2 separate regions of the Homo sapiens genome follow, and region 2 is linked to region 1. A link is a contact called in ENCODE Hi-C or POLR2A ChIA-PET data. All regions are on one chromosome and are shown on one strand. Each heading gives the region's core, a stretch centred on a gene start or an enhancer-like site at or near the end of the contact. The rest is flanking DNA. Distances are from core to core; before and after follow the strand shown.

Evidence for each region. A loop is a pair of places that touch in the nucleus more often than their neighbours do. ChIA-PET counts read pairs that join two places held with the same protein, here RNA polymerase II (POLR2A). Pooled maps may share reads with other maps.
Region 2: a map of psoas muscle shows a loop between it and region 1 (1.8-fold over the local background). The contact joins two enhancer-like sites. A Hi-C loop is called at or near these places in 1 of 168 maps with a recorded cell type or tissue (psoas muscle) and 1 of 50 pooled maps. POLR2A ChIA-PET finds 5 or more read pairs at or near these places in 2 of 52 experiments (activated naive CD8-positive, alpha-beta T cell and naive thymus-derived CD8-positive, alpha-beta T cell).

What each region holds. Positions count from the first base shown.
Region 1 is chr21:46,424,129-46,427,166 of GRCh38, reverse strand. PCNT (pericentrin) reads right to left here. Exons shown (of 47, transcript NM_006031.6): 33 at 1,196-1,336. Among named protein-coding and RNA genes, the nearest start is that of DIP2A, 33 kb to the left of the region's middle. RefSeq lists enhancers at 1-200, 201-702. Within about 2 kb of position 1,371, at least 6 of the 41 ENCODE cell types and tissues checked have a DNase peak (open chromatin) inside an H3K27ac peak, as active enhancers do; they include psoas muscle, where a contact is called at or near this core.
Region 2 is chr21:46,248,869-46,251,952 of GRCh38, reverse strand. MCM3AP (minichromosome maintenance complex component 3 associated protein) reads left to right here. Exons shown (of 28, transcript NM_003906.5): 20 at 271-424. MCM3AP-AS1 (MCM3AP antisense RNA 1) reads right to left here. Exons shown (of 4, transcript NR_110565.1): 4 at 252-2,367. Among named protein-coding and RNA genes, the nearest start is that of MCM3AP-AS1, 21 kb to the right of the region's middle. Within about 2 kb of position 1,353, at least 3 of the 41 ENCODE cell types and tissues checked have a DNase peak (open chromatin) inside an H3K27ac peak, as active enhancers do; they include psoas muscle, where a contact is called at or near this core.

The DNA.
Region 1 (3,038 bases), core at 122-2,621:
AAGGTCAGGAAAATGTCAGCAAAGCTCCTTCCCTCTTTTCCTGCTGCTGTGCCTTCAAGGCCCAGGGCCTGGAGGGGACCTAAGGCTGCAAGGGGCTACCCGCTGGTCCCCAGGGGCAGCGTGCAGCACCAATGAGCCTCCTGAATGCCAGCCAGGCTGCCGCTCGCACACAACCAGGGCCTGCTGGAGGGGCGAGCGGAGGCGGGTGGGGCTGACCCTCCCACCGGCTCTCCATGGCACCAGCACACCCTGTGCGTTCCAGGCACAGGGAGAAAGCCCTTCCCTCCCTCACAAAGCTTTGATCCCAGTCAGAGGCAGGCACAGGGGCAGGACAGGGTGGGCACGGAGATGGGAGGGAGCGTGATGGGAGTTGGCACCCACTCCACAACCTCCACAAGCCCTGGTGATGGAAGCAGACAGGCAGGGAGATGGGGAGGACTTGGGGAAAAGTGGGGTGCGGGGTCGACAGCACAGAGGTGAGGCCCTGAGGTCCAGTTGCTGGGGCTTGGGGTGTGGAGGGGGAGGTAGGAGAGACCCAAGGGGAGGAATGAGGCCGGAGGGCAAGTCACCCGAGTGGCAGGAGGAGAGGCCCTGGGGGACAAGTGCTGGAATGGGCCGAGTCCGCAGGGCCACATGGCCAGGAGGGACCACTCTCAGCCTCCCCGCAGGCTCACACAGGGCACAGGCCTGAAAGCCCTGAGCCCTTCTGCCCCCCACACACCTCCACGTCCCGCAGGGAACCTGCCCCGAGAGCCTGCGCTGGCTGTGGGAGATGGGAAGGCCTCCCCAGGGTTCTTGGACCTCAGTCTTTTTGGCCGTGCTAAAAAAAATCCTAGGCCAGGCACGGTGGCTCATGCCTGTAATCCCAGCACTTTGGGAGGCTGAGGCGGGTGGATCACAAGGTCTGGAGTTCAAGACCAGCCTAGCTAAGATGGTGAAAGCCCGTCTCTACTAAAAATACAAAAATTAGCTGGGCATGGTGGCATGCACCTGTAATCCCAGCTACTCGGGAGGCTGAGGCAGAGAACTGCTTGACCCGGGGTGGTGGAGGTTGCAGTGAGCCGAGTCTCAAAAAAAAAAAAAAAAAAAAAAAAAAAGAAAGAAATCCTAGTGTCCACGTGGCCCTAAGGACGCGGCCATTACCACAAGCTCCTTAAATCCTTTGGAAAAGAAGTGTGTGAAGGGCAAAATAAACCTGCGTCTTTCCCCCATGGAGCGAGATGTCCTGTATCTCGTCTTCCTTCCGGGGTGGGTGTGGCTCGCCGCTTGGGGGTGCAAGGCCTTCTGACAGCGCCAGGATCTGGTGGCTCTCGTCACGCACCATCTGCAGTAAAGCCTGTGGCGGGAAAGCGCGTCAGAAGGGAGTTGCCTGCCACCCCACACAGCCACGCTCTACACCACCTGCGGCCCCGAGCTGCCGCCAGGACTCTGTGAAGGGCGGGCAGCTGTGGAGAGGGAGGGCACCGCCTCGGCTTCGTACAGGCGGCACCCACTTCTCAAGCTACAAGGTTTTCAAGCCCACCTCTCCCGACCTTCAGAGAGACAACACGGAAGCCAGGCTTGGAGTGAATTTCTCTATAAGCCACTCCAAAGATGGCCCCGCCACTTCCTCCACTCCACCTGCTCCCTGAGGGGGACACCGTCCCCCGCCTAAGCCTGGACAAAGCTCAGGGCAGGGCTTTAGGCCAATGTCCACAGCGAGATCACAAACATATCACACACTCCCTGCCCACCTGGGACGCTACGAGAAGGCCACACGATGGCCACCCAGGAGGCCTCTGTGCGTGGTCCGGCTGAGGCCAGTGCCGACCACCAGCGTGGGGTGAAGCTGCCTGTGCTGGGCACGGGGAGCAGAGAAAACCATCCCCAGCAGGCCCTGCCCACAGGTCTGTGAACACGAGGCGGCTGCTTTATCCCACCGATTACGCAGCAGCTGGTGTCCGGACACACACTTGACTGTCTCGCCAGAGAGGCTGAGGGGTAAGCAGACGGCCCTATGGAGAAGCTGGTGTCACGACCAGCCTAGAGCCCAGAGCCCAGAGGCTCAGCGCGGTCACCACCACATGAGCACACACCCAAGCACAGGACACGTCTGCATAAAAACCTGAAGAGAAAAATAATCTAATAAAGTCCAAAAAGAGGGAAATGCAAAATGAGGCAATGATGAAGCCTACGACGGGTGTGACTGACTGAAAATAGGCTTTCCTGTAATTTTAACGATATGCCAAAAAAGGTCAAATATTAACACTAAAGTGTGAAACCAAATTGCACACTATGTTCATCTCTAACAACTGAAAACACTTTTACTTTAAACATAACGTATGTGGCACAGGATGGATGCAAACTGAGGTCTGCGGCAGAGCAGGGTGGGGTTGAGGGGAGCGGGGTGGTGCGGGGAGGAGCGGAGACGGGGGGAGCAAGGCCGTGGCTGGGGGAGCAGGGTTGGGGGGGGCGCAGTGGGAGCAGGGCCGGGGGAGCAGGGCGGCGGGCAGGCCCTGAAGCTGCTTGGCCCCTCTCTTCCAGCTGCAGAGGACAGGCCATTTCCTTCTTTTTAATATGCTTTTCTAGATTCTGTATAGAGGAGAAAATGCATTTTAAAAAACATCTCTTACAAAGAAGAGATGCAGAGGCCCTGGGCCACAGCTTCCCGCCAGGTGACACGGGGCCCTTGCAGGTGGGTTCCCGTGAGGCCGGGAAGTGGGGCAGAGACCAGTGGGTACCTTAGAACATGGCCTGTGAGGCAGCCTGGGGGGTCCCACAGACACAATCACTAGGGCTGAGAAGGTTCTGCCATCTCCACACTCAGGACCAGGCGGCTCTGCCTGTCAGCAGTGGTGGTGGTGGCAGCGGCGGAGGCAGGGGAGTCCTCATTTCCTGAGCTCCAGCACCTACCCTGCCCACTTATGGCTCAATTCCAGGCACGGCCAGAGGTGGCCAAGAGTGGCCGGGGCCCCACCCGTGCTCAGGACCTCTCAGCCTCCTCAGCATAGGGACCACAGGGGCTATTAGAGCGTCGACCACACTCTTGGCGTCTGTGG
Region 2 (3,084 bases), core at 104-2,603, 180 kb after region 1:
GTTTGTGCCATTGCACTCTAGCTTGGGCGACAGAGCGAGACCCTGGCTCAAAAAAAAAAAAAAAAAAAAAAGAACGAGTACAGATCGTTGCTCCATTTTAAAACAACAGCCTGTTTTGTGCAGATCAGCTTCATAGTAAGATGTGGTATTTGTGGACCTAGGTCTGTGTGATATTTTTCTTTCTTCTTTTCCTGAAAGTCTTTATAATTCAAATATAGAATTAGATTCTTCAAGTGTTTTTTTTGTTTTTTGTTTTTTTTAAATCTGTAGAATTCTAGCAAATTGGTTAAAAGTCAAGTTCATGGGAGATGAAGGCTCAGTGGATGACACATCCAGCGATGCTGGTGGGATTCAGACGCTTTCGCTTTTCAACTCACTTAGCAGCAAAGGGGATCAGATGATTTCTGTTAACGTGTGTATAAAGGTGAACTATAATTACTTTGTGTTTACTTCTGTGTTTTCATTACTTTCACTTACTCCCAGATATCACTGGAACCATGCAAATACTGCTTATTCCCTAATGTGGTTTTGAAAGACTGGGAGGCTCAGAAGCAAGTATTATGTCTGTCCGTACATGTCGTTTAAAAAATTTTTTTAAGCCAGTCAAATTGAGTAGTGGGCACCAAGCCCAGCCTGCTTCTTTACTTTTTCTGTTTTAATACTATATATTGGATTTCCTAAATGTAATATGTACACAAAACTTTTAAAAAATGAGGAAATGTAAAAGAAGTATAAAGATGATGATAAGAGCCATCCATGCTCTTGCCATTCTGAGGTAACAGTAACTTCTTGGTGCAAATTCTTCCCTTTTCCTGGGATTACAAAGTCACATTTCATCTACTGGAAATTAGTTTACTGCTGCTGTTACCTTCATTTTCATTTAAGAAAGTAACACTTCCGTGTACTTAAAAAGAAGTCAAATAATGCCACCCACGTGATTTAAAATGAGACATAGTAGCTCCTCCTTCCTCTCTTAACTCCTTTCTTCAGGGCTGCATTTTTCTCCTGTTTCCAGATCACACACTTACACAGCCATTTCTCAGTTTATCCATTTAAATGTTCTCTGCTGACTTCCCATTAATATAAATGTATTAGTTACCTTATTCCTAAATAACTAATTACTCCTAACATAGCAGCTTAAAATAATGTCTGTTATCATGGTATCTGTGGGTCAGGAATCCAGGTGTAGCTTAGCTTGGGTCTTCTGGCTCAAGGTTTCTCATGGGTGGAAATGAAAATGTTGGCTAGGATTGTGGCCTCATCTGAAAGCTTGACTGAAGGGTATCTACTTCCCAGCTCACTCTAGTGAGCTTGTGTCAGGATTCACTTCCTTGCAGGCTGTGGCCAAAGACTTCCTCAGTTCCTGCCACATGGGCCTCTCCCCAGCTGACAGCATGGCAGCTGGCTTTCATCAGAGTGAGCAAGAGGTGAGCCTAGATGGAAGTCTGAGTGTGTTTATAACCTAAACTTAGAAGTGACATCCTGTTGCTTTTGTTGGCTTCTGTCTGTCAGAAGTGAGTGGCTAGGCCCAGCTCACGGGGCAGGAGATCACACGTGGGCATGAACACTAGGTGGAATCAGGGGGGTCCTCTTGGCCACTGCATACCATACTAGGTACAGCGTGGCCTCTTGTGCCATGGTCCTTGCTCGGCCTTCCACGTCTTCCCGGGATAGCTACACTAGCACTTTGTATTACTTCAGTGAGTGGGGTCATATTTTGATGGCTCTGTGACTGCTATTCACCTCAGAACCAGTAGTGTTCTATAACCACAATTATTTTTTTCCTGCAAGAAATAGAGTTGCCTTATTGTCTCACTTAATGTAGTTCTCTTTATCTCTTTAATTTTACTGGGGGGCCGTATATATCTCGGTAGAGTTTTCCAAATGTTCTGTCACTTCACTTGATCCATCCATGTTCCCTCTGTCCTGGAACTCTCATCTGTGGGCTGGTCTCCATCCAGGCAACATGTGCCTTAGTGCCATCATTGTGAGCATATGTGTCCCTGCTCCTCCACTTGGAAGCTCTGTGACCTTGGGCAAGTTCCCTAGCGTCTCTGCCACCTGTGTATGGGTACTGTTACTTATTATCCCTATTTTACTCAGAGACGGTAAAATAAACTGCCCAAGCCTCTGCAGGTGCTGTCTGGTGGAGATGCTCATCTGGCTCTTGAGGATAAAATGAGTGCAAACACAGACTGCACAGGACAGTGCCTGGCACAGGCCAGGTGCTTGCTCAGTGTTGCCATTAGCAGCAGCTGCAGTATTTTTTCTTGGTTCAGCCCCTTGTTGGATGTTATATGTCATGCGAGGGGAATTTTCTGAGTCTTTTCCATTATGAAAATGATTTTATTAACAAAATACCTTAAGCTGGGGGAAAGAAAAAGAAAATGCATTTATTTCATTCTGACATTTGCTTCATAGTTTAGCTACGTTTGTAAAATTATAGGTAGAAAATTATTTTCCTGGCCGCGCATAGTGGCTTATGCCTGTAATCCCAGCACTTTGGGAGGCCGAAGTGAGCGGATTGTTTTGAGTGCAGGAGTTCGAGACCAGCCTGGGCAACGCGGTGAAACCCTGTCTCTATAAAAAATACAAAAATTAGCTGGGCATGGTGGTGTGTGCCTGTAGTTCTAGTAGCTTGGGAAGCTGAGGTGGGAAGATTGCTTGAACCTGGGAGTTCGAGGCTGCAGTGAGCCGTGATCGCACCACTGCACTCCGGTGTTGACAGAGGAAGACCCCGTCTCAAAAGAAAGAAAATTATTTGCCTTCCAGTTTTGCTCCACTGTCACCTAGCATCCATTGTTGCTGTACCATTCCTGTTCCTTTCTGTGTGGCCTGGTTTTCTCTGTGGAAGCCTTTTCTCTCTGTTCATGGCGTCCTAAAAATTCACTTTGTTACACTGGCACTGGACTAGCTTCACTCACTGTGCAGGGCTTAGCAGGTCCTTTCAGGCTAGAGACTCCTATTTCACTTCTGGGACATTTTCATGTCTTTATGACACTCTGTCTTTTTTCTGTTCTCTCTTGAACTTCTATTAGATAGATGTTAGGCCTCATCAATTGATCCTCTGAGTTTCTTATCCTA